2 separate regions of the Homo sapiens genome follow, and region 1 is linked to region 2. Evidence: chromatin loops called from intact Hi-C (ENCODE). Cell type or tissue: PC-3. All regions are shown on one strand. Each heading gives the region's core, and the rest is flanking DNA. Links, peaks and the distances in the headings are about the cores only. Region 1 overlaps MNAT1 (MNAT1 component of CDK activating kinase). Region 2 overlaps MNAT1 (MNAT1 component of CDK activating kinase).

Region 1 (16,087 bases), core at 6,972-10,971, 150 kb after region 2:
TTCCCATATTTGTGAATAAAATTGAGCATTTGTTCAAATGTACACTTTCCTGGAATAAAGTTTATGGTTTTTATTCCTGTCTCAAAGGGATCCTGATTCCCAATAGAGGACCTAGAGTAGTGGTCTCAAACCATATATCAGAATCACCTAGAGGGTTTTCTAAAACAAAGATTGCTGGGCCGCACCTTCAGAGTTTGTGATTCAGTAGGGCTAGAGTGAGACCCCAGAATTTCATTTCCAACAAGTTCCTAAGTAATGCTGATGCTGATGGTTAAGGACTATACTTTGAGAACCACTAGCTTAATCTTCGTTAATAGCCTTCTAGACCTTTTTTGTTATATTGCATATTTTTGTTATTATACATATTTAACAAAAATGCTTCTGTTACATTTGCTACCTGTCTTAACCTACTATATCTTATCTTTACATTTTATACTTTACATTAATACTTTAAATGATACATGTTTATCCATTGCATCATTTACAGTATTTCATAACATAATTTATTTAACCAGTCTTCAATTAGACATTTAGGTCAGTTTTCATTTGTTGTTTTTATAAATAGAATCTTGCTAAATTTTTATGTGATCTTCTAATTATTTCATTAGCAAAAAATCCCTGGATTAACGGATGGACATGGCATGGCACGGTGGCTCACGCCTGTAATCCCAGTACTTTGAGAGGCTGAGGCAGGCGGATTACTTGAGGCCAGGAGTTTGAGACCAGCTTGGGCAATATGGTGGAACCTTGTTTCCACAAAAAATAAAAAAAATTAGCCAGGTGTGGTGGTGTGCATCTGTAATCCCAGCTACTCTGCAGGCTGAGAACCCAGGACTGCACTCCAACCTGGATGACAGAGCGAGACTGTCTTAAAACAAAACAAAACAAGATAAAAACAGTAGATATATTTATAAGGCCCATTTGAGGTGTAAGTGACTTAACATCCCTGGCACTTGAACACTAATGAATATTATGACTGCCACTTTAAAGGAGGCAGAAGAAGTTTAAAAAGTAAAACAAAAAGTTTGTTTCAGAAAACAAGCATTTTACCTCTGTTTCAAATAGTCTAATTTTTTTAGTGATGAAAACTTCTGAGACCAGTAGATGTTTGTAAATAAAAAACATTTATGGCAGTCTTTGTAACTGTAATGAAACTGGTAGAGAGTAATAATAGCCTGTTTTTTGTTTGTTTGTTTGCTTTGGGGGATATTTGCAATACAGTTTATTGATATGTCACATACATGTAAAGTTTATAATTCACCCCAGAATTTATATTACTAAGTTTGTGCTAGTATTAAAGAGCTTTTCAAATTCAGTGCCTGTTTAAAAAAAAAAAAAAAAAAACTGTACTCCATGCCTTGAAAATAGCAAAACTGTGATATAGATTAAGGTGGGGAAGCATTTTTTTTTCTATTTAGAGCTATAATAAGAAAAAATAAATTGAGACAGTGGTTTTTAATTTGAAAAAGAGAAATGAAATATTTATTCATCTACTTTTAAAATGGAGAAACAATAATATGTATGTGAAATCTTTCTTCTGTACTGTAAAACTAGCTACACAAATAACATCACCCTCCCTGACTCTCAAAATAAAATACTAAACCCATACAGAGAAAACTACTCTGAAAGACAGCTCCACAGATGAGGTCACTGAAAGGTGTCCAACATTGGGGATGTTGGGTAAAGCAAGGCAGGGAATGGGTGAGTGAGGGCAAAAGCTGACAACTTGGAAACATATTAAAAGTAGGTACTAGATCAAATTCAGTCTGTCCTGTTGCATTGCCTATTTCTAGAACGCATATTTATAACATGAATTAGCTCACACATGAATGGTAAATAGTGGAATGATATCTGTATAATGTAGATTCCATATTGTAGAAGCTATTTTGTTTGCACATGATTTTTCCCAGTAAGTAAATATGTTACATTGTTAATTAATAATAGCAGCTGAACTCAGATACAGTTGGCTGTCCATTCATGGGTCCACATCCATAGATTCAACTAACGGCAAATTGAAAGTATTTGGGGAGAAAAACAATAGTTGGGCCTACATTGAATGTGTACAGACTTTTTTCTTGTCATTATTCCCTAAACAATACACGACAACACCTATTTACATAGCATTTATAATACGTTGTATTAGGTATTATAACTAACCAAGTATATGCTCCCTGGTGTCCAGGGGGGTGAAAAATAAATTAAATAAATAAAGTATATGAGAAGATATGCACAGGTTATATGGAAATACAGTGCCATTTTATATAAGGGACTTAAGCATCTGCAGATTTTGGTATCCTGGGGGTGGGGTTCTGGAAGCAATCCCCCACAGATGCTAAGGGATGACTGTATATGGAAACAAAAACACAATGGGATGCATGAAGCCACAGAGGAGTAAAGAGAGTGCTGTACAGGATGTCTAGTTATACCATGTTCTTCCTTTTGGCTTAGTTTTGCCATGCATCCTGTCTTGGAAGTGCTACTTGTGGAATTCTTCCCAAGTTTTGCTCATTTTGCTTGTTTTTATAACTTAGCAACCTTATCCCTTCCTTACACTTCCTTCCATCAGGTTACATTCACTTTTTTCTTACGTTTCTTATAAAACCTATATTTACTGTATCATCTGTTTATTTGGAACTTAACCAAGCTTTAAAAAATCAACTGTGTTAATACTTTTTGGAGGAATAATTAATGTTTTTGTTGGGTCCCTGGTTATGTTATCTTTCATGTCTGGCTTCTTTCATGTTTTTGAGATTTATATTGTAGATTTTGTGTGGACTGTCCCCGATTTCACTTCTAACTTTTAAGTTCACATTTGGCAGAATATAAGATCTTTCAAGAAAAATTATGTTATCACAGAAATGCCAGAGTAATGTTATAGAACTCTGGATCATAGAGTAGGTCAGTCAGAAGCACTTTAGCACATAGAATTGCTCAGTGTAAGAGGAGATCTTTTGATGGAAATTCAGTCATGATTGTGGACTTTCATCACAATACTGTTCATTTGGCCCTACTCTCTGGTTAGAAATCCCTAGTAGTTAAAAGGTCTTCTCCAGTTATGAGGTAAACTCATTACCTCAGAAATCACCCTTATTCTACCCACAAAGAGTTGTTGAAAGAGATATGAAAAAAACAAAATGCGCTTCCTACTCTCACACACCACAGTCAATACTTCTGACGACAGGTGTTGTGGGGTTTTCCCCCCACACACCAACCAAAGCAGTTCTCCAGTCCAGTAGACACCAACTGGGCGTCCTCTAATTCAGTTCTGTTCTGACACTGTCTATCTGAAGATAGTATCATATACCACAGGTTAAGGGCTCAGTCCCATAAGACTGCCCTCCACTTCAGATGCCAGTCACCAGTAGTAGGTTCTTACCTATACTTCCGACCAAACCAGATATAAATTGGGGGTTCCCACAGACCATTCGTCAGTTTTGATTAATTTGCTAGGGCGGCTCACAGAACTCAGGGAAACACTTTACTTATGTTTATCCAACTATTATAAGGGATATTACAGAGGATATACGTGAACAGCCAGATGGAAGAGGTGCATAGTTGGGGAGCACAGAGCTTCCATGCCCTCTGACATGCCACGCACCCGCCACGGATCTCCACAAGTTCAGCTGTGCAGAAGCTCATCCCAACTCTGTCATTTTGGATTTTTATGAAGGCTTAATTATGTAGGCTCTGTTGATTATATCATTGGCCATTGGTGATTAACTCAACCTTCAGCCTCCTCCCTTCCCTAGAGGTCAGAGGGTGAGGCTAGAAGTTCCAGCCTGCTAACTGCATGGTTGGTTCCCCTTGTGAACCAACCCCATCCTGAGGCCATTCAGGAACCCATAAGATTTGCTTCCTTCAAACAAAAGATGCTCCTATTACCCAGGAAATTCTAAGGCATTTAGGAGCTCTGTGTCAAGAAATGGAGTCAAAGACCAAATATTAGAACAAAAGATTCTCCTTGCCACCCTATCTATAAGTTTATTAGCCCTGTGCCAGGGACTGTGGGCAAAGACCAATATGTATGGTTCTTATTATTTCAAAGTTAATTTACATGTTCAAAAGGAAAACTATATCTTCTGACTTGATGTGGGCCTTCTTGAGATACATCTCCTTTATCAGAGGTCATCCTTTGGGACCTATTGCTTATTTGGCCCTGTAAAAGGCACTCAGCCTGGGATACTGTTTGAGGTTTAGACTCAAGACAAAGGGTAGACATGCAGAGTCTATGATGCTCTACCCAATTTCGTTAATTTTAGTGTGCTACTACCAAAGACTTAAAGCTACTTTTAAAAACTTTATTGAAGTAAAATTTACATACCACAAAGGTAACGCATTTTAAATATATGATTCAGTGATTTTTGGTAAATTTACCAAGTTGTACAACCATCACTACAATCAGGGCCAACTTCATGTATGTGTAACCAGTACAGTCTCACAGGGCCCCATGCCCAGAAAGGAGCCCTGAATTCACAAGGGTGCCCTGTACTTGGAGTTTAATACTCTGTGGTTGTCATCTTGAATTCTTAATAATTTTATGTTTAGATTTATCGTTTTGTAAGTAAAGTCTGATGGGACAATTGAACATGCTCTAGGGGCTTTGAACCACGTATTCTTCCCACCTTGAGACATGTTTTCGACCACCTTCTTTCTGTTTCTGCTCATTGTTGCTGCCTCTACCCACGGTGAGGCTGTGGACACAGGGAAGGTCAGGACTGGATGTATGTGCCTTGTGTGCCTCTGAGGGTCTGCATTTACCCAATGAGTATCTCATGACTGAGGGATACAGCATTAAATAGCAAATAAAGTACCATAACAGGTCAAGAGAGAGACCCTAGAAGAAAGGAAAAAAATGTTTTCCTGCTTTTTAAACAAAGTGCCTGCATTTTATTTTGTACCAAACCTGACTACAGTCCAGTTTTAGAACCTTCGACAACCCCAAAAGATCCATCATGTTAGTTTATAGTTAGCCCCCTTTCCCATCACCAGACTTGGGCAACCACTTAGCTCTTTTTTGTCTCCACAGACTTGCCTATTCTAGACATGTGATACAAATGGAATCATAAGTATGTGGTTTTTGTGTCTGGTTTCTTTCATGTTTCTGAGGTTCATATTGTAGTATATATATCCATGTTTCATTTCTTTTTATTGCTGAATAATACTCCATTGAATGGATATACTACACGTTATCTATTTGCTTATCCATTCATCAGTTGATGGACTTTTTGATTATTGCCACTTTTTGGACACCATTAATAATGCTGCTATAAATATTCATACTGTTTGCATGTATGTTTTCATATATCTTGGATATATACTTAGGAATGAATGCTGGATCATGTAACAAATTTGTATTTAACTTTTCAGAAGCTGCCAAACTGTTTTATAAAGTGGCTGTACATTTTACATTCCTACTGGCATGAGGGTTTCCATTTTCCACATCCTCAGCAATGTTTATTATTGTCATTTTGATTATAACCATTGTTGCGAGTAAAAATTGGTATCTCATTAATTTGTCTTTCCCTCATGGTTAATGATATTGAGCTTCTTTTTATGTGTTTATTACCCATCCATATATCTTCTTTGGTATGATGTCTGTTCAGATCTTTTACTCATTTTAAAGTTGGGTCATTTGTTTTATTATAAAGTTACAAAAAGTTATTTTTTGATTATGTGATTTTTTAAATAAAAAAATTAATAGTTAAAAAAAGAATGTCATTTTACAAAGCACTTGCCATATATATATATCTTATAATTCTTTATATATTCTGGATATCAGCATTTTATTAAATATAATCTGTGGCTGGGCACAGTGGCTCATGCCTGTAATCCCAGCATTTTGGGAGGCCTAGGTGGGCAGATTACAGATTACGAGGTCAGGAGATCAAGACCATCCTGGCTAACACGGTGAAAGCTCGTCTCTACTAAAAATACAAAAAATTAGCCAGTGTGGTCGCATGTGCCTGTAGTCCCAGCTACTCAGAAGGCTGAGGCAGGAGAATCACTTGAACCTGGGAGGCAGAGGTTGCAGTGAGGCGAGATCATGCCACTGCACTCCAGCCTGGGTGACAGAGTGAGACTCCATCTCCCAAAAAAAAAAAAAAAAAAAAAAATATATATATATATATATATATATGTATATTTATATTTTGTAAATATGTTTTCCTAGAGTGTGGTTTGTTATTTTATTTTTTAATGATGTTTCTTGAAGTATAACACATTGAATTTTGATGAAATTCAGCTTACCAATTTTTTCTTTTATGGATCATGCTTTTGGTGTTGTATCTAAGACACTTTTGCCTAACCAAAGGCCAAGAAGATTTCCTCTTATGTTTTCCTGTAAAAGTTTTGTAATATTACCTCTTACATTTGGGCCTCAGATCCATGTTAAATTAATTTTTGTATGTGGTGTGGGCTAAAGGTCCAAGTTCATCATTTTTGCACAGAGATACCCAATGGTCCCAGTACCATTTGTTGAAAAGAATATTCTTTCCTCACTGAACTCCCTTTAAAACCATGTGTTTTGCCTATTATCCCCAGTAATTCCTAGTATAAGCAAAGCTTTTTGATTATCGAGTCCTGAACGTTTTCTTGACCTGGGGAATATTGCCTTTTCTTTTCCTGAATTACACATTTAGCTGTGAGCCTATCTGTAATAATAATAGTGAGCATTAGACAGAAGTGTTTGTTAACTCTGAGGAATTTCTAATTTTAAATAAGAAAATTATGAGGAAACATTTTATATCTTTCCTGTCAATTTATAATTAAATTTTGAAATAAGTATTTATTATTACTGTTTTACATCTAGAAGGGTCTCTGATTCCCAAGCCATGAAACATTCTGACAGGAACCACCCTCTTTCAACCTAAAACAAACAAACACCTAACCTTCTAATGCCAAAAGGTCTTAATTTTATTTCACTCTTTAAACTCAAATTGTTTGCATTCAGAGGTCAGAAAAATATAACATGCTTTGGTAAAGTAAAACTGGCTTCCTTAATTACTTTTCCAGGTCAAAAAGTAGAGGTCATTGAGGCAGTGTTTAGTTTTAGTTGTGTTACAAACACTATCATCAGTCAATTCCAGAGTATTTGCTTAAGAGGATATCCTCCTTCGAGATCTTTATTACTAAAGATTCTTCTTCCGTCTTTATTATTATTATTATTATTATTATTATTATTATTATTATTTGAGTCTATTTCCTTCTCTAGATAAGCTTTTCTAAGTCTGGGAACATCTCTTGTTCATTTTTGTTTCTCCATCTCACTATACTCTACCCTGTCCCCTCATACCTCATCCCACAATGCCTTGATGGCACAGATGTTCTGAAATGACTTCTTAAACTGAAGAGAATTTAAGAGATATAATGGAGAGAAGTATGATATTGCCAAGTGCCAAGATTCTCCTTCCTTCTGAAGTATATTAAATGTAATTGTGCTGGGTGGAAGAATTATGAAGACCAATTAGCCATAATTCCTCTTTCAAAAGCTGACAGTCTGGAAAAGGGAGATTGTCATATAAACAAGACATAAGAAGAGAGGGTCAAGGAACATTTCATAGAGATATGGACATTCAACTTCATTTTAAAGGATAAGTAAGAGTCTCCTAGTAGCATGAACAGAACATTCCGTCAGAACAGAAGGATTCAGAGATTTGACAGAACAGGGTGCCTTGAGGGAAATGTAAGTAGTTCAGTCTGACTGGAGCACAGGGTTTGTAACATAAAGTGACAAGAAACTAGTTAGGATCAAATCATGAAGAATCTTATTTATCATATTAAGTATTTTGAGTAATACTCCTTTCCCCCTTTTTGTTCCTGTGTGTCTTAAATCAAGGTTGAAAACCACTGCTATCTCAGTAACTAGGCTCTGAACCATACACTCTTAGTAATAGGTAGCTATGGAAGACGTTTAAATAATTGAGATATTCAGATTTATATTTTAGAAAAAATACTTCTGAAGGCAGCAGTATGGATCATGTATTTGAGAAGCCTGAAGTAAAATAAAGTGCCAAAATAAGAGAGTTGTAAGCAGTGAGGATGGAGTTGAGGGAATGGATTTGAGACTGAAGGGATAGAATTGAAAGGACTTGGCCACTGACTTCAGGTGCAGGGTAAGGAATGAGTCTAGGAAAATTCCAAGGTTTTTGGCTTGAGTGTCTGGATGGCTCTGTGATGACTTTCATAGGGTTCAGGCTTCCTTCAGAGTTTTGCACAGCCTATAGAATATGCCACTTAGACACAAGTCTTTGTGTGAGAGCTGCAGCAGGGATCTGAATGATTAAGGCAGCTGCTCAGGCTTGCTTTCTCACTACTCACTTTTGTTGCCTGTGTCAGGGAAAGGCCAGGGAGAGAAATAATTGGGGACAGGGACTGCATTTATTCTGCTGCCAGAGAGTATGTGCAGCTGCCGCTTCCTTCTGATTCACCACTACCACTTGCCACAGCAGCTGGGCTGGACCAAAATAGGTAGACTGTAAAAGATTCTGTGATAACAAAGCCCATTGCAGCACTGGGTGTAACTTGAAATGTTTTTTATTCATATTTCTCTAACTTTTTTCTTATTTCAAAAATATGTCTGTAGATACATATCGTAGACCTGAATTGTATATTTAATATGTAAGACCCTTAATATTTTTGATTTAGTCAGTGTGGGAGAATAGTACTACTTACTTTAATGCATATATATATATGTGTGTATATATATGGTGTGTGTGTATATATCTATAACCTTTGACACTCTGAAAAGAGCTGCTTAATTGTCAAGGTAGAAGATTTTAAAAACATCCTCAAAGTTTTTTTTTAAAAAAACAATGGTGAATTAATTATATACTCCCTTAGATACTGAGCCTACTTTTTAAATTTTTTAATTCAGTCATTTTGAGAATTAAGTGTGTTATTTGTCCATTGAATTAAGTTTGTGTGTAAATATTTGCCATTTCTAGAATATTCATACTTCTTACTCTTACTAATTTTTTCTGATAAAAACTTCATATTATAAGGATGTTAGTTTTAATCAATTTTATATTATCAAGTTTTCTAGTATATGTCTTTAATTTTTGCTTGTACAAACCTATATATTAGGTTACATTAGAGTTCTGTTATCTTTTTTCTTATGTAAGTTTAGTCTAAAATAAGACTGACATACTAGTTTTTAATTCGCTCATATTTCTTAAATTTTTGTTTCATTTGTAGTATAAAATCACTTTTTTAGAGAATAATATTTAGTTTTTCTTCTATCCTTGTAAAACTACAGCAGCCTTAAATTATGCTATAGGTGTTCATTGTTGGTTCATCATAAAATAATTAACACTTGCATTCCAGAACTGTAATTCCACTTAGTACAGCATTTCATTTCATTTTTTTAAAAGAGGTTTCCATTTTTAGAAAATTTGGAGGTTTTTTCCCTCCTTTAAAGACATGGTTAAATAATGATTAATATAGTTCAAGAAACTGTCTTACGTGGAGTGTGCAGGTATTTCAGCTCTGTTTTTTTCTTTTCTTTATTCTTTAAATGTTAGATAGATTTTAGTTTACCACTTTAGAAAACTATTTTTAACTGTTTTTATATATTTATATATCTCATACTGAATGCCAGGTAAGAATTTTATTCTGCACTACTGACATTAATTCCCAATAGTTAAACATAATAGATGACCATACAGTTGTTATCTATTTCTTATCCTGTGCTCTAGGATTTATCATTTTTAAAGCTATGTGTTAGAGATCATACTTATTTCTGAATAGCTAAATATCAGTGTTTTTGCATCATAATTTGGTGTATACTGTGTTACATTTTCAGAAAATTTGATTTGATAAATATAACCATAATCTTAAAAACAAAACTTTGAAGATATATGAATCACTTTGTAAATAATAATAATATGCAGTACAGTGTAGGAGTTGAGAGAATTTTTGGAATTATATTGCCTGAGTTCAAATCTTGGCTGTTTTGCTTGGTTTATAACCCTAGGCAGGTAACCTACCTAACATTCTGTGTCTTTGTTTCCTCCTTTATGAAATGGAGATATCTAATGGGGTTGTTTTGAGTACTAAATGAGGTAATATATGGAAGAGCCTAGAATACTGACTGGTAGAATATTGAAGTATAATATAGAAAGTCCGGTCCCTTAGAATCTATTTGTATTATACTGATTTTAGGTCTATTGAGATTTTCTACCTTTCCTTTCTCTCCTTTTTTTCTTCTTCTAATTTGATCAATTAGGCATATCGACACAATGATAAATTGTTGTATTGCCGTTCTTCCGTATAATTTTGGCATTTAGTTCAGTGTAGCATTTATTTCCTAATTATTGAAATAAAAATTCAGTTTATCTTTAAGGAAGACTACTTGGTTTTCTGATGTTTTGAAGCAAACAAAGTAGCGGGTAAGATGTTTTGTCCCAGTGATTTTATTTGTGCTCTTAACACCAAGGGAAAGTCACAGGTTAAATTCTTAAAAAGAATTTAAGGAAAAATGTAAAGAAAATAAGGGAGTACATGATTGACAAATTATCCCATTTATTTATTTAATAAGAATTTTAGTTTTTAAGAAAATGAGATGTCCTTCCTTTGTTATTTAAGTAAAAAGCATAATCACATCTAAAACATGGATCTAGACAATCCCATAGCTATTGACAGTCTGAAGTCCTACCCATAATTGTTTGTTTTCCTTGTTTATCTCCCTGCTCTAATTCCGTACTATGGTATTCCTTTGAGAGGCTCTGTCCCACCCTTTGTTACCTTGTATATAGAATTTTTTCACTTAAATGAATTCCCCAGAAAATCTACGCACATTGTCTGGAAGATTTAAGGGTTACCAGGAGGGATCATATTACCTATGTTAACCTAAAAAAAGACACTAGAGAAAATTATCTCTAAATATGTTTAGTTTTCTTGGGAATGAGAAATAAGGATTATAAAGTGGAATGGATGAAAGGGCAAGCTACAAGTGCATTCAGTGAGGGAAGAGTAAAGGGAAGCTTTTATTAGCCAAAAGGTAGAGATGTACATAAGCTGCTTAGAAAGAGAGTTTATTGGTTTCAGAAGTTCAAAGTCCAAGTTGTTGACAATTCATTCGTAGAGATGCTGTTACTGGGCAAGTGTTCTTCCAAGAGCAACTTATCTGAGTTACTGCCGTCCTAAAGAATATACAGTGATAAACCTTGTCAAAGGCAGGAGATGCATATTTCTTACAGGGATTTTAGGACATCACTGGAAACAGACATGTAAGCATGAGCCTCCTTTCCTTGGTGCCTTCCTGGCCCTATTTTGTCTGGGTCTGAAAATTGATTTCATCCTGGTATCTGCACCTTTACACCCAACTGTAAACTATGACCATGATATGGTTTGGCTGTGTCCGCACCCAAATCTTATCTCGAATTTCCATGTGTCGTGGGAGGGACCCAGTAGGAGGTAATTGAATCAAGGGGGCGGGTCTTTTCCATGCTGTTCTCCTGAGAGTGAATAAGTCTCACGAGATCTGATGGTTTTAAAAAAGGGAGTTTTCCTGCACAAGCTGTCTTCTCTTGTCTGCCGCCATGTGAGACATGTCTTTCACCTCCTACCATGATTGTGAGGCCTCCCCAGCCATGTAGAACTATAAGTGCAATTAAACTTCTTTCTTTTCTAAATTGCCCAGTCTTGGGTGTGTCTTTATCAGCAGCAAGAAAATGGACTAATACAGACCATATGTCACATTGCTCATTTCATCTCTTCTGTCTTTTTCCTTCCTCTCTTTCTGGAACATAAAGAAATTACTTCCCTTGCCTGTGGAAGGCAATTTCTCCCACATTTAAATGCTCTTGGGAGGGGCAGAATGCCTCACTTTCCCTAGTTTATCAAGGGTTTCCTTCTAAACAAAGTGTGTAAACAAATATAGAGGTGCTTTCCCTAAATTAAGGAATTCTAGTGAAGTAGATTTTCTGTACCTTAGTACCTTTGTATTTGTGGTTGTTTATTATTCATTTTCCATTTAACATTTCACAAGTAGCCTAACTTCTTTAATTTTAGAGAGGCTTTAAATGAAGAATTTTAAATGAACCTAAGAGATTATCTAGGTAAATGTGTTTTCCTTTTCCCTAAGTTTTTGTTGATGCTGTCAGTTAGTTTCACTATATGTAGTCAAAAAACTCTTGAAGAGGACCATTTGTGTTACGTAGATAGGGGCCATATTTCAGGCAATTGTCACCTTCCCCACCTCTCTCCCCCTCTCTTTTTTTTCTTTCTTCCTCCCTCCCTCATCTACCTACCTAGCCCCCATCCCTCCCTCCCTCCCTCCTTCCTTTCTTCTTTCTCTCTTTCTTAGCATTATAGTTGATATTGAAATACTTTATATAAAGTGCAAGAATGTACTTAGATGTGACATTGATAAAAAGTTGCATTTTGATTCTTACTGTTGCTTATTCATTTTCCATTAGTTGAAGGAACTAGAAATTACTTCCAGATGTGTTGCTTTATTCCTTGTCTTCAAGAAGTAGTATCTTCTCTTATTTTCAGTATTTTAAATTCATTTAACAAATACTGTGAGTGTGTTATGGGCACATAATGTGTTTGGACATTGTGAAAAATTCAAAAATATATTATGGCTTCTGCTCACAGAATGACAAGTGATGGAGAAATGCCAGGAATAAGAGTATGATGCAGGGTAGGAGGAGAAATCAGAAAGCAATAGATTCTATATACATAGATTTGGGCCCTCACAGATGCTGCTTTTTTCAAACATATAGTTGAAGATGCAGTATTGGATTTGAAATTCCCTGTAGATAAGGAAATTGAACATCAAGCTGTTGCCGAATTTTGCTCCTTAGTTCAGCTAAAACCGGGCTCTTGTCACGCAACCAGGGAAATTTAGGCATGCAGACACATTGAAAGGTGAGTAGAACAGGATATTATTAGGCTAAAAGGGAAAAAAAGAAACAAAAAACCCAGCACAGTGAGATGGACTCCTGCTAACAGGCCCCCAACCTCACAGGTTGAATCCCAGGCCACCACACAGGAACTGAGGAGGCCAGGATCCTCCTTGCTACTGGTGGCTCCACCCCGTTCCCCCAGTGCGCATGTGGGCATGCTCAGACAAGGTCATGGGCAGGTTCCCTCATCTGCACGAAAGCATCTGATGTAAACACTTGTGGGGCTGTTCAGAGATTCTCCGGAGACCCCTTTTTTGTGTGTGTGCATTTTTTTTATTATACTTTAAGTTTTAGGGTACATGTGCACAACGTGCAGGTTTGTTACGTGTGTATACATGTGTCATGTTGGTGTGCTGCACTCATTAACTCATCATTTAACATTAGGTATATCTCCTAATGCTATCCCTCCCCCCTCCCCCCACCCCACAACAGGCCCCCGTGTGTGATGTTCCCCTTCCTGTGTCCGTGTGTTCTCATTGTTCATTTCCCACCTATGAGAACATGCGGTGTTTGGTTTTTTGTCCTTGCGATAGTTTGCTGAGAATGATGGTTTCCAGCTTCATCCATGTCCCTACAAAGGACATGAACTCATTATTTCTTATGGCTGCATAGTATTCCATGGTGTATATGTGCCACATTTTCTTAATCCAGTCTATCATTGTTGGACATTTGACTTGGTTCCAAGTCTTTGCTATTGTGAATAGTGCTGCAATAAACATACATGTGCATGTGCCTTTATAGCAGCATGATTTATAATCCTTTGGGTATATACCCAGTAATGGGATTGCTGGGTCAAATGGTATTTCTAGTTCTAGATCCCTGAGGAGTTGCCACACCGACTTCCACAGTGGTTGAACTAGTTTACAGTCCCACCAACAGTGTAAAAGTGTTCCTATTTCTCCACATCCTCTCCAGCACCTGTTGTTTCCTGACTTTTTAATGATCACCATTCTAACTGGTGTGAGATGGTATCTCATTGTGGTTTTGATTTGCATTTCTCTGATGGCCAGTGATGCTGAGCATTTTTTCATGTGTTTTTTGGCTGCATAAATGTCTTCTTTTGAGAAGTGTGTGTTCATATCCTTCACCCACTTGTTGATGGGGTTTTTTGTTTTTTTCTTGTAAATTTGTTTGAGTTCATTGTAGATTCTGGATATTAGCCCTTTGTCAGAAGAGTAGGTTGCAAAAATTTTCTCCCATTCTGTAGGTTGCCTGTTCACTCTGATGGTAGTTTCTTTTGCTGTGCAGAAGCTCTTTAGTTTAATTAGATCCTGTTTGTCAATTTTGGCTTTTGTTGCCATTGCTTTTGGTGTTTTAAACATGAAGTCCTTGCCCATGCCTATGTCCTGAATGGTATTGCCTAGATTTTCTTCTATGGTTTTTATGGTTTTAGGTCTAACATTTAAGTCTTTAATCCATCTTGAATTAATTTTAGTATAAGGTGTAAGGAAGGGATCCAGTTTCAGCTTTCTACATATGGCCAGCCAGTTTTCTCAGCACCATTTGTTATTAAATAGGGAATCCTTTCCCCATTTCTTGTTTTTGTCAGGTTTGTCAAAGATCAGATGGTTGTAGATATGTGGCATTATTTCTGAGGGCTCTGTTCTGTTCCATTGGTCTATATGTCTGTTTTGGTACCAGTACCATGCTGTTTTGGTTACTGTAGCCTTGTAATATAGTTTGAAGTCAGGCAGCATGATGCCTCCAGCTTTGTTCTTTTGGCTTAGGATTGACTTGGCGATGCGGGCTCTTTTTTGGTTCCATATGAACTTTAAAGTAGTTTTTTCCAATTCTGTGAAGAAAGTCATTGGTAGCTTGATGGGGATGGCATTGAATCTATAAATTACCTTGGGCAGTATGGCCATTTTCACAATATTGATTCTTCCTACCCATGAGCATGGAATGTTCTTCCATTTGTTTGTATCCTCTTTTATTTCATTGAGCAGTGGTTTGTAGTTCTCCTTGAAGAGGTCCTTCACATCCCTTGTAGGTTGGATTCCTAGGTATTTTATTCTCCTTGAAGCAATTGTGAATAGGAGTTCACTCATGATTTGGCTGTTTGTCTGTTATTGGTGTAGAAGAATGGTTGTGATTTTTGCACATTGATTTTGTATCCTGAGACTTTGCTGAAGTTGCCTATCAGCTTGAGGAGATTTTGGGCCAAGGCGATGGGATTTTCTAGATATACAATCATGTCATCTGCAAACAGGGACAATTTGGCTTCCTCTTTTCCTAATTGAATACCCTTTATTTCTTTCTCCTGCCTGATTGCCCTGGCCAGAACTTCCAACACTATGTTGAATAGGAGTGGTGAGAGAGGGCATCCCTGTCTTGTGCCAGTTTTCAAAGGGAATGCTTCCAGTTTTTGTCCATTCAGTATGATATTGGCTGTGGGTTTGTCATAGATAGCTCTTATTATTTTGAGATATGTCCCATCAATAACTAATTTATTGAGAGTTTTTAGCATGAAGTGTTGTTGAGTTTTGTCAAAGGCCTTTTCTGCCTCTATTGAGATAATCATGTGTTTTTTGTCGTTGGTTCTGTTAATATGCTGGATTATGATTATTGATTTGTGTATGTTGAACCAGCCTTGCATCCCAGGAATGAAGCCCACTTGATCATGGTGGATAAGTGTTTTGATATGCTGTGCTGCTGGATTTGGTTTGCCAGTATTTTTTTGAGAATTTTTGTATCAATGTTCATCAGGGATATTGGTCTAAAATTCTCTTTTTTTGTTGTGTCTCTGCCCGGCTTTGGTATCAGGATGATGCTGGCCTCATACAATGAGTTAGGGAGGATTCCCTCTTTTTCTACTGATTGGAATAGTTTCAGAAGGAATGGTACCAGCTCCTCCTTGTACCTCTGGTAGAATTCAGCTGTGAATCCCTCTGGTCCTGGACTTCTTTTTGTTGGTAAGCTATTAATTATTGCCTCAATTTCAGAGCCTGTTATTGGTCTATTCAGAGATTCAACTTCTTCCTGGTTTAGTGTTGGGAGGGTGTATGTGTCAAGGAATTTATCCATTTCTTCTAGATTTTCTGATTTATTTGCATAGAGGTGTTTATAGTATTCTCTGATGGTAGTTTGTATTTCTGTGGGATCGGTGGTGATATCCCCTTTATCATTTTTTATTGCATCTATTTGATTCTTCTCTCTTTTCTTCTTTATTAGTCTTGCTA
Region 2 (16,087 bases), core at 7,514-11,513:
CCATAATACACTTTGTATAAACCCTTTTTGTTTTTCTCCTTTATATCAGAATGTGGATGATGGCAACGCTATGTGCATTTTCAAAAAGTTACCCTACTCCTAAGATTATAATGTTGAGTTTACATTTTTAAGTTATTTTTTTGCATACAAAAAGTGTATATATAATATGTATAGTTTAATGAATAATGAAAACAAATCAAATGCTTGTGCACTAACCCCCTGGGTTGAGAAATAGGGTATTACTGGTAAGTTTGAACCCTCTATCTTTTTTCTATTATATTTTCTCCTCCTCCCATAGAAATGACTACTTCTTTGAATTTTGTCATTCTTTTTCTTTTCTTCATAGATTGGCCAGATATTGTTGGATCTCTAAACAGTATACTATTTAGTTGTGGATTCTATATAAGTGTATACATTATATATTTGTGTTCTTTTTTAAGATATATTTTAAAAAATTTGAAACAGGATCTTGCTGTTACCCAGGGTAGAGTGCAGTGGGACAACATAACTCACTGCAACTTTGTTCTCCTGGGCTCAAGTGATCTTCCTGCCTCAGCCTCCCATGTAGCTGGGACCACAGGCATATGCCATCAGGCCTGGCCAATTTTTTTATTTTATTTTATTTTTTTTCAGATATGGCGGTCTAACTTTGTTGCACAGGCTGATCTTGAACTCCTGGGCTCAAGTGAGCCTTCTGCTTTGACCTCCCTAAGTGTTGCGATTATAGGTGTGAGCCACTGCACCTGGCTAAGAATTATTTTACTGTGGTAAAAAACACACAACATGAAATTTACCATTTTAACTGCTTTAAAAATTAAAAAAAAAATTTGTTTTTTTTAGAGACAGGGCCTTACTCCGTTGCCCGACTGGAGTGCAGTGGCACCATCAAGGCTCACTGCAACCTTGAATTCCTGGGGTCAAATGATCCTCCCGTCTCAGCCTTCTGAGTAGCTAGGACTGCAGGCACATACATGGCTAGTTTTTAAAATGTGTTTTTAAAATGTTTTTTTTGTAGAGACAGAGTCTTGATATGTTGCCCAGGCTAGTCTTGAACTCCTGAGGTCAAGCAATCCTCCTTCCTTGGCCTCCCAAAGCACTGGGGTTATAGGAGTGAGGCACCATTCCTGGCCACCATCTTTACCTTTATTTTTAAGTGTATAGTTCAGTAGTAAGTATATTTACATTGTTGTGCAATGAATCTCTAGAACTTTTTCATCTTGTAAAACTGAAATTCTATACCCATTAAACTAATTTTCCCTTCTTTTCTGCCCTTTGCCTTTGACAATCACTTTTTAACTTTCTGTTTCTGTGATTTTGACTGGATACTTCATACAAGTGGAATTATGTAGTATTTGTCTTTTTGTGACTGCCTTATTCACTTTGCATAATATTCTTGAGGTTCATCCATGTTTTAGCATGTGACAGGATTTCCTTTTTTAAAAGGTGCATAATATTTCATTATATATATATAGTATCCTTATCTATTCATCCATCAGTGGATATTTGGGTTGCTTCTGCCTCTTGACTGTTGTGTTAATGCTCCAATGAACATGGGTATGCAAATATCTCTTTGAGATCCTGCTTTGAATTCTTTGGAATATTTACCCAGAGGTGCTGGATCATATGGTAGTTTTATTTTAAAGTTTTTTTTAGGAATCTTTACACTGTTTTCCATAATGATTGCACCATTTTATATTCCCACCAAAATGCACAAGAGTTCTTAATTTATATATTTGTTATTTTCATATATTCTGTTCCTTTCACATATTCTTTTCAAATATTCTGTTCTGCTCAAATATGTTTTGAAATATTAACCCAGCAGTGGGATTGTGGGATCATATGGTAGTTTTATTTTCAATTTTTTTAGGAATCTTCATACTGCTTTCCAAAATGGTTGCGTTATTTTATATTTCTACCAAAAGGCACAAGGGTTCTTAATTTGTATATTTGTTCTTTTCAACTTACTTTGTTCATTCAGCATTGTGTTTATGAGTTATATTTTTGATATTCACAATGTTAATGCACATAGTTGTAATTTGTTCATTTCCACTGTTATATAGTATTCCATTGTAGGACTGTACTGCATTTTATTTATCCATTCTGCTGTTAATGGACATAGGTATTGTTTCCAAATTTCTTTTTTGCTATAGGAAATTATACTGCTGTAACATTCTTGTATATGTCCACTGGTGTATATGAGTTATGGTTTCTCTAGTATATATACGTAGAATAAAACTATTAGGTAATAAGGCATGTCCATTTTTAACTTTACTAGGAAATGCCGTTTTGTTCTTTAAAGAGGTTGTACAGTTTACACTCCTATCAGCAGTATGGAGGGTTTTTTTGTTTGTTTGTTTTGTTTTTTACATCTTTGCCAGCATTTGGTATTGTCAGACTTTAAAATTAAAAAAAAAATTCAGATGTGAAGTGGCATTTTACTGTGGTTTTAAAATGCATTTCCCTGATTGTTTCCCCTTTTCATGCTTTTTGGTAGTTTCTGTTTCCTCTTCTGTTAATGCCTGTATAAGGTGAGAATTTGTCCACTTTTTACTCTCCCTTCTGTTACTTCTTTTTCACGAATTTATGGTAGTGGCTCATACATTAGTTTGCCTGCTTTTGCCTTTGTCCCTATAGTCTGCTTTCACACACAGTGGCCAAGAATGAGCCTTAAAATAAGTAATTTATGTTCTGCCACTTCTGTATTCTAAACTCTGTAGTGGCTCCTCATTTCATGCAGAGTAGAAGCCAAAGTCCTTATAGCGTCCCTTCTGTCTTACATGATCATTCTCCAGCTTCTCTGATCTTATTACAATCCTTGCCTACCTCACTCTCTCTACTATCCTGAGCACTTTTCACCCTGCCCTACATTTTCTTCTTTCCCTAGCTCTTCTCTTCTAACACTACGTAATTTATCTGTCCATGTTAGTATATAGGCTCTATGAGGGCAGGGATCATTGTTTTGCTTATTGAAGTATTCCTAATGCCTCAAACAGTGCCTGCTACATGATGGGCACCTAATGAATATTTATTGAATTGCTTTGAATTCGGTGAAAAAGTGTCCATTTTCTATGATGGGTAAATTTTCTTTGAAGGTATTTTAGTTCTCTGAATAATAGGAGTTTTCTGTAAAACTAAACAATAATGGAGAGCAATTTTATGCTTGCTTTCAGTTGTACTGGAAGGTTTCATTTTCCCTTGTTGAACACTTGTTTAGATGAATTAAAGAGCGCATTTTTAAGGGCTCTAAGATTATTTTTGATTATGAGTTTTATTACAGGGTAATCACTAGGGAATTTAAAATTAAGATCAAAACCATACTCAGGAGGCTGAGGCAGGAGCATTGCTTGAGGCTAGGAGCTCAAGGCTGCATTGTGCTCTGATTGCACCACTGCCTCCAGACTGGGCAACGGAGTGAGACCCCCACATCTCTAAAGAAATTGACATAAATAAATTAAAAGATGATGAATTGGCCGGGTGCGGTGGCTTATGCCTGTAATCCCAGCACTTTGGGAGGCGGAGGCAGGTGGATCACCTGAGGTCAGGAGTTTGAGACCAGCCTGACCAACATGGTAAAACCCTGTCTCTACTAAAAATACATAAATTAGCCCGGTGTGGTGGCAGGTGCCTGTACTCTACTACTGTAATCAGCTACTCTGGAGGCTGACACAGGAGAATTGCTTGAACCAGGAGGCGGAGGTTACAGTGAGCCAAGATTTGTGCCATTGCACACCAGCCTGGACAAGAGTGAAACTCCCCATTTCAAAAAAAAAAAAAAGCCAATTCTTGGCTTTCCAAAAAAAAATCAAAATCAGATATTTAGATTAGAAACTCAGGTTGCATTAGTGGTTTCATCACAGGATAACCTCATTTCTTGTTAATCACAAAGTATATAATCTTATACGTCTAAAAGTAAAAAGCTAGTCTGAGATTTCTTGATTGTGTTGTAGTGAAAGAGGAAGAGTTCCAGAGTGCTAGGTAGAAATGAAGAGTAATCCCAAGGCTTTGAGGTGTCTGAATAAGCAAATGAAGTAAGGAAGGCAAAGTCCAAGAGCTGCTGTTTTTTTTTTTTAATTTTTTAAAACATTTATTTATTTATTTATTTATTTATTTATTTATTTGAGACAGAGTCTCTCTCTGTCGCCGGGTTGGAGTGCAGTGGCGTGATCTCGGCTCACTGACTGCAACCTCTGACTCCCTGGTTCAAGCGATTCTCCTACCTCAGCCTCCTGAGTAGCTGGGATTACAGGCACACGCCACCACATCCAGCTAATTTTTGTATTTTTAGTAGAGATGGGGGTTTCACCATGTTGGCCAGGATGGTCTCGATCTCCTAACCTCGTGACCTGCCCGCCTTTGCCTCCCAAAGTGTTGGGATTACAGGCGTGAGCCACCACGCCTGGCCTGTTTTTTATTTTAATAAGTTGAAATTGTGATAGACTGTAGAGAAACTTTGAGAGTTGGAGTTGTTATGTTTGATGTAGTGAGTGGAAGTATTTTACTAAGGTGTTACATTCATTCAACCACTATTTGCACCAAAACACAGGGCTTGAGATACCAATAATGAGCATAACAAATGTGATCACTGTGTTCATGGAATAATATATTTGGGGAGACAGATATTAAACACAAAAATTAAGAAATATAAGATTCTTGATTTTGATAAGTGGGCCATAAAAAGCAGGATATATATCAATTGGGGTTTGGTCAGGAAAGCAAAAACCACCCTAGATATTTCAAGCCATGAAGAATTTACTTCAGGCAATTACAGGCTTACAAACCTGTTAGGAAGGGCTAGACAGTAATGTAAGAGAAACTGCCCCATTCAGAAAGTCAGAAAGAACAGGAATTGTTGAAAAACTGCTGCTGCTGATTCCACTTGTCTCTTATGTTTGAAGCAGGTGGTTCACAGAAGAGTACCTGAAAGCTGTGAGTGAAACCTAATGTGTCATATGCTGATGCCCATGTGCTGTCCTTTGCTGTTGAAGGAACAGTAATGCTTCTGTTGTCTTTTTGCCTTCCAAAGCTTTTCAGATGTTTCTCAAGATGTTCTCAAGAGGTAGAAGCAAAACTGGAGCTTTGGTCTTAGGGATTTTGGAAAATGAATGTAGTTTCCAGATTTCTAGTCCCTGGGAAGAGCACAGAATGATGAAAATGGTTTTAAGTTGCCAAGAGACAATCTGGCATAATTAGCTATGAGAGAAAATAACAGGGTCATCAATTTTAGATTGGATGGTAAAAAAGTCCTCTTTAAGGAGGAGATATTGTCTGATGGATAAGATCTTTTAAAAGACAGATCAATTTCTAACAAGAATTTTGGCTGTTTTGTGGCACAAGTGGAGGAAGACTTAGGAGTAGGGATAATTTTTCCAGTAAGAGTCTTTCTAAAGAGGTGACATTTGATTTGATACTTGAGTGATGAGAGGAGGCAGCCATGGGAAGATTGGGAAGAACAGAATGTATGGCTGAGAAGACAAATGCAGTTGCCCTAAGGCTTGAATAACCTTGGCATGTTGGAAGGAAAGAAAGAAGAGAGGGGTAGAATGATAGGAATGAAGCTGAAGAGTTAGGTAGGGGTCAGGTCATGTAGTATCTTCAATGGTGTGGTAAGTCATTTGTATTTTATGCTATTTAATATGAGACACCATTGGGTCATGAACAAGGGTGAGAAATGAGCTAATTTTCATTTTAAAGATACGATTTTGGCTGTTCTGTAGAGACTACATTTGGAGGAAGAAGGTGGGTAAGTGTTGGGGATAAGTAGTCGAAGTAAGGAGAACAGTTGGGAAATCTTAGCAGTACTTCAAGTAATAAGTGATAGTGGCATATAACAGTGCAAATGGCCAAAAGCAGATGTATTTTAGATTGTATTTTAGATGTAGAGTCATCAGTCTTGGTATTAATTAGATGTGGGTAATTAGGAAGTGGAAAAATCAAGGAAGCCTCCTAGGTTTTTGGCATTAGCAACTATGTGGATTGTGTGACATTTAGTGAAATAGGAATAACTGGGGGAGGAGCAGATAGAGCAGTATGAAATAATCAAGTATTCTGCTTTGGACTTGTTATGTTTTGTCATTGTTTAGGAGTCAAAACTTGTCATGTTTTGTCATTGATTAGGAGTCATTGATTAGGTGGTTGGTTGAGCTGAGGGATGAGATCAGGGCCGTAATCAGATTTGGGAGGCACATTTACAGCTGTTTAGACTGGATATGATCATTTGTAGGGGGAGAAGAATGCCCACGACATAACTCTGGAACACTTCAACTTTTAGGTGGTTTACAGAGGAGAAGCAGCCAGAAAAAGAAACAGAGAAAGAGAGACAGGTAATAGGAAAACTAGTTAAGTGTGAGGTCACAGAAGTCTAGAGAATAAAGTGTTCCCAGATGGAGGAAGTGGTCAGTTAATGCTGCTAAGAGGTGGTATTGGATGAGGACAGAAAATTCTTCTCTGTTAATTAACTATTGGCTTTGGCAAGATTGAGGATATTGGTAAAATTCATGAGAATTGTTTCAGTGGAAAGTCAGGAATAAAAGACTAATCAGAATGAGTTAAAGAGAATGGGACATAGCAGTATAGACAACTCTTGTTTCAGGAATTTTGCTGTGAATGGGAATGGGGAAATTGGGTAGTAGCTGCAAAGGAATGTAGAGTCAATTTAAAAAAATGGTTGTTGATATTAAGGTATGCTTGCATTCCAATAAGAATGATTCAGAAGAGGAAGAAACTCATAATGCAGGAGAAGGGGGAGATAATTATAAAAGTAAAATACTTGAGTAGGGATTAGGAAGTGGGATATAGAGCATAACTGGAGGGGAGGTATTGACTTGTAGATAACAACAGAGATATTTTTTTCATTTTAACCTGAAGGAATGCAGTTAATATGGTTATAGAAACAGGTAGATTGATGGCATTGGTGTTTAGAAATGAGATTATTTTTGTCTCTATAGTATGAGGCTAGGTCACTAGCTATGATTGAGGTGAGAATGGGAAATGTGAGAAGTCTGAGGAGAGAGAAGAAAGTATGAAATGGTTCATTCAGGGAATGGGAAAATGACTTTAATTAAAAATTGTAGAAGGAATGTCTGGCAGTGTTGAGTCTTCATCTGAGATCTGTGGTGTTAATTTTAGTGTGAATAATTTTAGTGTGAACTTCAGTAAGGTTATGAGATGTTTTTCTTCAGCAAAATTTAGCTGCTCAGATACAGTCATGGACTGGTAGATAGATGGCTTCAACCATAGATGGATCAGGTGGAACAACAGTGGAGAGGAGCAAGTGAGTTAAATGCATTTGCAAAGGATTGGTTTTAATTCTAGATGCTGTAATGTATGCTTGTGTAAGGATGAGGTTAGGACCTTGAGAGGGGTGATAAATAGGGAAAAGTAGTAGTGTCAGTGGATGGGAGCTCCTTGTGAGGTCAAAGGATAGAGTAGTGGTATTTAATGCAAGTCATCTGAAAGGAGAGGGAAAGGTGTTCAGAGAGTGAGATGCTAGAAACAGACAACCCAGCAGAGAGATATATATATATTGATAATGACAAGATTGCAGGCTGAAGGTATGAGGGTGAGTGACTTAAGTGGGATGGGGCAAGAGATCATTGGAGTGAGGCAGTCCAAGGAATTAAATGTCTAGGATAATGCCTGGCTTATTTATGAGGATGTTCAAGTTGCCAAAAATGATGATAGGTATAGTGGTGAACAGGGAGACCAGACCATATAAGCCAGATGCTGAAAACTGTCCTGGGGGGGGAGGAGCAGATACTTTTAGGGGAGGCCATAACTGAGGATAAAGATGGTGGGATTCCAGAACTAGTATCACTGATTGAAGTGTCTGCAATATGAGTATGTATTACGTATTGAGAATACTTTGGATCATATTCACTATAAGTGGTTCCAGAGGGTGATGGGGAGGACATGAGAATACAGTGATTGTGATCATGGCAGGAAAAAGGTGTACAACATTTAAATTTAAATGGACTTGTATAGTGTTGTGGTTTTTTTTGTTGTTGTTTGTTTGTTTTGGTTTTTGTTTTTTTGAGACAGAGTCTCACTCTCTTTGCCTAGGCTGGAGTGCAGTGGCATGATCATTGCCTGATGCAGCCTTGACTTCCCGGGCTCAGGTGTTTCTCCTACCCCAGCCTCCTGAGTAGCTGGGATTACAGGTGCACACCACCACTCCCGGCTAATTTTTTTGTATTTTTAGTAGAGACAAGGTTTCGCCATGTTGCCCAGGTTGGTATGGAACTCCTGGGCTCAAGCAATCCACCTGCCTCAGCCTCCTAAAGTCCTGGGATTACAGGCGTGAGCCACCATGCCCAGCCTTTGAATAGTGTTTTAGGAAGTTAATTTGAGTAGTTGGGAGAAGGGGAAATATGCTTAAATAGCTTTAGGAAACTAGCTCTCTAGGTAAGGTATGTGTTTCTCTTTGTATAATCCCATTATTGACACTCTACTACATATAAGATTTTGTTTTTGGATGGGTGCAGTGGCTCATGCCTGTAATCTCAGCATTTTGGGAGGCTGAGTTGGGAGGATCGCTTAAGGCCAGGAATCTGAGACCAGCTTGGACAACACAGCAAGACCTCGTCTTTACTTGTACCCCACCTCTCCCCCCCCAAAATTTTTGTTTTTCAGTCTATTTTAAAATTTTGATGTAGCATAAGCAGTCCAAATAAAGGTATTTGATTTAATCTCATGTATTTTCTGCATACTTTTAAATTTACAATTGTTTTCTTTACCTTCATATTGGATGTTTTTTTAATTGCTTGTATGGCTAGCCTGTTGAGGTCCTCTTTTTGCTTAGTCCCCCCATTCTCATTCCATAATACATATTGGGAAAAGATTATAATAAATATTGGGAAAAGGTTATCTCTACACTGATACCTTTCATGTTTACATCTTTGTTTACCATAGAGTCTGCTCTTGTGCCATCAAAGTATCTAACTGAATATAAAACATAGCATTAGGAGTATCTATCTTCTATAGATGCTATCTATAGAAGCATCTTCTAGTGGAAAGATTAGGATGAGAACAAAGTAGACCATAACAAGTATAATAGCCATACAAATAGCTAGATGGTTATGCTTAGTTGGCTGAATTTAATAGGCTGGGTTCTGGAGCAAACCAGAGCAGTCTGAGAATTCATTTCTATTGGCAACAACTGAAGGAATGCCAGGCAGACTTTGAAATCTGTGCTGGGTCTAACTTGGTGATAGTGGGTTTGTTTTGATTCTTTTAAGATTCTGAGTCACTATTCAGCCCAGTTACTACTTGATGCTTGCTCTGCTAGTCATCTTCAGTGATTCAGTTTTGGCTGCAAACCTATGAAGAATTATTGGTCAGAGTGAAATGACATTGAAATCTGGGGACCTAAAGTGCTATGACCTACTCTTGTTAGAATGGGGAGGGGTGTATGAGACTCAGATAATTATAATAAATAGAGTTCTGGCCCAGATTTAACTCACAGTGTGTCTCTGTTATCAGAGTCCTTTCTCTGGTTCCTAGTTTTGTAATTGGAATCAACATACATGGTAGTTGGCAGAATTCTCAACTTGGCTCCTTGACCAGTTTGGTTAAGTGCTTTCCTAGTGGGGGAAGATCAAGTGGAAGCCTCTAAAACTGTACCTTCCCTCACCTTGGAAGGGACAGCATTTCTTCTAGTTTGGGATTAACACATATTCTGGGTCCACATGTTTGCTTTTTCTGCCCATAAGTCCACAGCCAGCACCACTATCTGAGGACTTACAGAGTGTTTGATCCACTAATACGGGATCTTGAGTAATATTGTCTCTTACCAAGAGTCGCACTTTACAGGAAAGATGTGTAGCAGTGGGCCAAAGTTCATGAATCCACTGGTCTTAACTCATACTGCTCCACCTATAATCCTCTGGATTGATAGAACAGTTGTAATGGGCTCATAAAGGTACAACTGAGATGCCAGATTGGAGGTGATCCTCTACAAGGATGGGTTTCATCCCTCCAGAATGCTTGGCCATCATATGGATATTCATTATATTAAGTATCCTCAACAGGTAATATGTACACGGGTTCAACAACCAAGGGATGGAATAGGAGTGGTCTCATTTACTATCATACCCAATCCTTACTTGAGGAATTTATGCTTTCCATTCATATAGCTTTAGACCCTGTGGGCTTAGAGGTTCTTGTCTCCAGAAGTAGAAATGCCCTACTAGGGAACAGACACAATGAGAGTTCCATTAAATTTTAAGCCATGCCTGCTGTCTGGTCACTTTGGGCTCCTCTTGCCAAAATCACTAGGGAAGAAAAGGAGTCACCATCCTGGTAAGGGTAATTGACTCTGATCATTATCACGGTATGGACAGAGAAGAATATGTCTGGCATTCAGGGGATCCGCTGATATGTCTCATGGTGTTCCTAAGCCCATTATTTTAATAAATGTACAAATACAGTAGCCATTGCCTAAAAAGGGCATGGTAACCAGAGTTTCAAACCTCTTAGATAAAAGGATCTGGATCGCTCTACTGGCAAGCTGCTTACACCAGCATAAGTGCTAGCAGAGGATGAGGGGACTCTAAAGAGGGATGATGATCTGTTATGGCCAGGAAATCAACTACAGCATTGGGACTATAGTTTGTCTTCTTCTCTTGAAAGTTTCCCGTGGAAACAAAATAAGTAGAATCCTTAAGAAGCTGTTTCCGGCTGGGCGCGGTGGCCCACACCTGTAATCCCACCATTTTGGGAGGCCGAGCAGGAGGATCATGAGGTCAGGAGATCAAGACCATCCTGACCAACATGGTGAGACCCCGTCTCCACTAAAATACAAAAAATTAGCTGGGTGTGGTGGTGCACGCCTGTAATCCCAGCTACTCAGGAGGCTGAGGCAGGGGAATCGCTTGAACCCGGGAGGTGGAGATTGCAGTGAGCCGAGATCGCACCACTGCACTCCAGCCTGGCAACAAAGTGAGACTCCGTCTCAAAGAAAAAAAAAGAAAAAAAGAAAAAAAAAAGAAGCTGTTTCCTGCTAGAGTGAACTTACTCTAAGAAGCAAGTGGATGGTCTTTACTTTTGAAACTCTTGGCGGGGAAGTGCTGTTGGAGCCGCTGTGGTTGCTGTCCGTGTAGTGAAAGCGCGTGCCTTTGTTTGTGTCCCTGGCCATGTGTCCCTGGCCATGGCGCTGCAGCTCTCCCGGGAGCAGGGAATCACCCTGCGTGGGAGTGCCGAAATCGTGGACGAGTTCTTCTCATTCGGCATCAACAGCATTTTATATCAGCGTGGCATTTATCCATCTGAAATCTTTACTCGAGTGCAGAAATACGGACTCACCTTGCTTGTAACTACTGATCTTGAGCTCATAAAATACCTAAATAATGTGGTGGAACAACTAAAAGATTGGTTATACAAGTGTTCAGTTCAGAAACTGGTTGTAGTTATCTCAAATATTGAAAGTGGTGAGGTCCTGGAAAGATGACAGTTTGATATTGAGTGTGATAAGACTGCAAAAGATGACAGTGCACCCAGAGAAAAGTCTCAGAAAGCTATTCAGGATGAAATCCGTTCAGTCATCAGACAGATCACAGCTACAGTGACATTTCTGCCACTGTTGGAAGTTTCTTGTTCATTTGATCTGCTGATTTACACAGACAAAGATTTGGTTGTACCTGAAAAATGGGAAGAGTCGGGACCACAGTTTATTACCAATTCTGAGGAAGTCTGCCTTTGTTCATTTACTACTACAATCCACAAAGTAAATAGCATGGTGGCCTACAAAATTCCTGTCAATGACTGAAGATGACATGAGGAAATAATGTAATTGTAATTTTGAAATGTGGTTTTCCTGAAATCAAGTCATCTATAGTTGATATGTTTTATTTCATTGGTTAATTTATACATGGAGAAAACCAAAATGATACTTACTGAACTGTGTGTAATTGTTCCTTTTGTTTTTTTGGTACCTATTTGACTCACCATGGAGTTAACATCATGAATTTATTGTGCATTATTCAAAAGGAACCAGGAGGTTTTTTTTTTGTCAACATTGTGATGTATATTCCTTTGAAGATAGTAACTGTAGATGGAAAAACTTGTGCTATAAAGCTAAGTGCTTTCCTAAATCAGATGTTTTGGTCAAGTAGCTTGACTCAGTATAGGTAGGGAGATATTTAATTATAAAATACAGCAAAGGAAGTCTAAATATTCAGAATCTTTGTTAAAGTCCTGAAAGTAACTAATAATCTATAAACAATGAAATATTGCTGTGTAGCTCCTTTTGACCTTCATTTCATGCATAATTTTCCCTATCGAATCAGTTTCCAATTATTTGACTTTAATTTATGTAACTTGAACCTGTGAAGGGATGGATATTTGTACTGCTTGATGTTCTGTGATACAGAACTCTTAAAAATTTTTTTTTGTGTTTTATAAAATCAAGTTTTAAGTGAGGAAATAAGTTTGTTAAAAACAAAAAAAGAAGCAAGTGGATTTGTGTGGTGTAATTTGCCTGCTCATATAATCCACTCATTTTTCTATAGCATCATTTATTGATTTGTAGAACCTCTTTATATAGTATGAATATTATCTTTTATGTATGATGAAAAAATTGTTTTCTAGTTTGTGGCAAGTCTTTTAATAGTATTGTGTTTCCCCTCCCACTTATGAAAAGTTTTAAATTTAAAATTGTTGTTTTTAGAGATGATGGGGTCTTGCTGATCTCAAACTCCTGACCTCAAGTGCTTCTTCAGCCTTGGCCCCCACAAAGTGCTGGGACTACAGATGTGAGCCACCACACCTGGCCTTAAATTTTGATAAAATGAAATTTATCAATCTCCTTTACATGGTTTAAATTTTTTTAGTTACTTTTAGGAAATTTCTGCCCTGATCTCGTAATTATATTCTCCTATAATTTGATAAAAGTTTAAAGTTTTCTCTTTGATCTTTAGTCATTTGTTCATAGGGGATTTCTTTTTGTGTATAGGGTGAAAGATAGGGATCTAGTTTTTTTCTCTCCTTATCTAGAAGCATCTCTCCTTATCTAGAAAGCATTTATTTAGTGTCTCAAGTATTTATTTAGTAGTCATTTATTTCCACATTGATTTGTAATACTACCTCTTTCCTATGCCGTATTTCCATGTATGCATGGATTTTGTTTGTGTGTGTGTGTGTGTGTGATTTTTTTTTTTTTTTTAACAGAAGTATACTTGTTCCTTACAGTGTGCTGTTATGTTGGTGGTACATGAATCCATAGACATCTTCCTGGAATGTCAATTTTACCTAAAGAATATGAAAAAGATTGAGTAATTGAATAACTGGTAACTATTTGAGGACATTTTTCAATGAAATAAGGCTGTTTGAATTATGGAGTCAAATAGAACTTTCATGAAGTTTTAGCTTTTTAAGCTAAAACGTGATACAATTTGAAGACATGTTGAGCTTATGGGGGACCATTTGAGGCCATTTCCCCAATTTTCCAGGAAGTTCATTCTTTATCATTTAAGAATACTGTGGTAGAAAAGGGTGAGAAGGACTACCTTACATGGACTGTTTTTATTTTTTGTCAAAACGTTGTGTTTATTGTTCCATGTATACACTGTGTGTATTGATACCTTTATTTTTTTTGTGATCTCTGCCTGGAATGTCATCCTTCTTTCATATTTCAAGGCCAGCACATTTTTCATGGCCCAGCTCAATTCAACCTATTTCTTGAATCCTTTAACAGTTGTAATCCTTGTTACTGGCTCCTTTGAAATCTGGTCCTTACTGGGTATTCCTTGTATTAAGTAATATTTCTAATGGCTAATGTTTATTGAGAGTGTACTATGTGTCTGGTATATTTCTAAGCATTTTACCTGTATTAACTAATGTAAATCTCATCAGCTCTGAAAGCTAGGTTTTTACCCCTATGTAGGTATTCTTTTTATTTCTCACAAGGAAGGAAACAGAGGCACAGAGAGGTTTAATAATTTAAATAAGGAAAAGCAGGCAAACTGGCTTCAGAGTCTGTGCCCTTAACCAGTATGCTCTGCTCCCTCTCAGTTGCTCAATAAATAATTGCTCAGGAATGAATTTACCACTTATATTAACACTTAGCAGACATAACTTTGTTCTGTTGTTTTATGGGTGTGTTCTTTCCTAACTATATAATACATCCCTGAAGGCAGGGATAAAATCTTATACTTCTTTATAGTATGGCTTTATATTTCATACTTCATTAGACGGATTTACTACTTATAACAAATCCCTAGTAGATGTTCGTAGGTGATGATAATGAATTTGGTATGACCTTTAGATTTGCCATAGAGTAACATAAACCTAATCATTCATTGTCAAGTGGGTCTAAGCTTTCTAATAAGACCTGTTGGTTTGAATACTCCAGAACCACAGATAAATAACACTATGAGATCTCCTGGTTCTGAAGCTGTGGGGTTTGGCTAGACCTGTAACATTCTATTCAGTTGGTAGAGAGATCCCCAGAGATTAGGTGACAGATTTCTGGCCTGCACTTAAACTATGACCTGGACAGGTCATTTTGTCTTGCTATCTGTAAAAGGAGAAAATCATATTTAGTGCAGCTTTTATTTTTAAATCATGGTCTTTATGTAGACCATGCTTTTTAGAAGCAAAGTTATGTACCTTCAAAGTAGCATATTCTCTTACTTTGTTATAATAATACATACCATTATGTTGGTACAAATTTGGAAGAATGTATTATTACCAGCAAAGCTGTGCTCTAGCCCAGGCTGGAGTGCAGTGGTGTGATCTTGGCTCACTGCAAGCTCTGCCTCCCAGGTTCACGCCATTCTCCTGCCTCAGGCTCCCGAGTAGCTGGGACTACAGGCACCTGCCACCACGCCCAGCTAATTTTTTGTATTTTCAGTAGAGACAGGGTTTCACCGTGTTAGCCAGGACGGTCTCGATCTCCTGACCTCGTGATCTGCCTTCCTTGGCCTCGACCTCCCAAAGTGCTGGGATTACAGGCGTGAGCCACCGCGCCCGGCCTTTAGTTTTACTTTTAAATAAAGAGCAAAATATTTACGTATTTTTTGAGATAGGGTCTTACTCTGTCACCCAGGGTGTAATGCAGTGGTGCGATCACAGCTAACTGTATCTCCAACTTCCTGGGCTCAAGCGATCCTTGCACTTCAGCCTCCCAAGTAGCTGGGACTACAGGCCACTATGCCCAGCTAATTTACTTTTATTTTTTATTTTATTTATTTAATTTGAGATGGAGTCTTGCTCTGTCGCCCAAGCTGGAGTGCAGTGACACAATCTCGGCTCACTGCAACCTCCGCCTCCGCCTCCTGGGTTCAAGCCGTTCTCCTGCCTCAGCCTCCCTAGTAGCTGGGATTACAGATACGTGCCACCATGCCTGGCTAATTTTTTTTTTTTTTTTTTTTTTTTAGTAGAGGCGAGGTTTTGCCATGTTGGCCAGGCTGGTCTCAAACTCCTGACCTCAGGTGATCCACCCGCCTCTGCCTCCCAAAGTCCTGGGATTACAGGCATGAGCCACTGCGCCCAGCCACCCAGCTAACTAAAAACATTTTTTTTTTTTTTAAATAGAGATGAGGGTCTTGCTGTGTTGCTCAGGCTGGTCTTGAACCCCTGGACTTAAATGATCCTCCTGCTGCGGCCTTCCAAAGTGTTGGGATTATAGATGTGAGCCACTACACAAGGCTGAAAATATTTTTTCCCCCGCAAGACAGAGTCTTGCCCTGTCACCCAGGCTGGAGTGCAGTGGTGTGATCTCAGCTCACTGCAACCTCCGCCTCCCGGGTTCAAGCAGGTCTCCTGCCCCAGCCTTCTGGGATTACAGTTGCCCGCCACTGTGCCTGGCTAATTTTTAGTAGAGATGGGGTTTCTACATGTTGGCCAGGCTAGTCTCGAACTCCTGACTTTGTGATCCGCCCACCTCGGCTTCCCAAAGTGCTGGGATTACAGGCATGAGCCACCGTGCCAGGCAACGAAAATACTCTTTTTACAGTTAGTTTCTGGAAAGTGTAAGAATTCTTTGGTCAAGTGGAAAGGACTTGATAAATGTGTAGCTATAGCTAACACTTTTTTTTTTTTGAGAACGAGTCTCAACTCTGTTGCCTAGGCTGCAGTGCAGTGGTGTGATCTC

The links. Peaks named below come from ENCODE experiments on the same cell type or tissue, not always from the same donor. Only the 100,000 strongest peaks of a DNase experiment are listed, where the experiment ranks them.
Region 1: a loop joins it to region 2, with 1.8 times the contacts of the local background. A loop is called at or near these places in 1 of 110 quality-filtered maps.

What each region holds. Positions count from the first base shown.
Region 1 is chr14:60,923,059-60,939,145 of GRCh38, forward strand. The region is part of intron 7 of MNAT1 (MNAT1 component of CDK activating kinase); the gene reads left to right. Among named protein-coding and RNA genes, the nearest start is that of TRMT5, 50 kb to the right of the region's middle. RefSeq lists an enhancer at 11,173-11,467. In PC-3, for the core only: no CTCF peak of the experiment used is centred there; no DNase peak of the experiment used is centred there.
Region 2 is chr14:60,768,835-60,784,921 of GRCh38, forward strand. All of the region lies in intron 1 of MNAT1 (MNAT1 component of CDK activating kinase), which reads left to right. It also overlaps the pseudogene MAD2L1P1. Among named protein-coding and RNA genes, the nearest start is that of MNAT1, 42 kb to the left of the region's middle. RefSeq lists enhancers at 10,658-11,158, 11,159-11,659. In PC-3, for the core only: no CTCF peak of the experiment used is centred there; a DNase peak (open chromatin) is centred at 9,267; H3K27ac peaks cover 992 bases.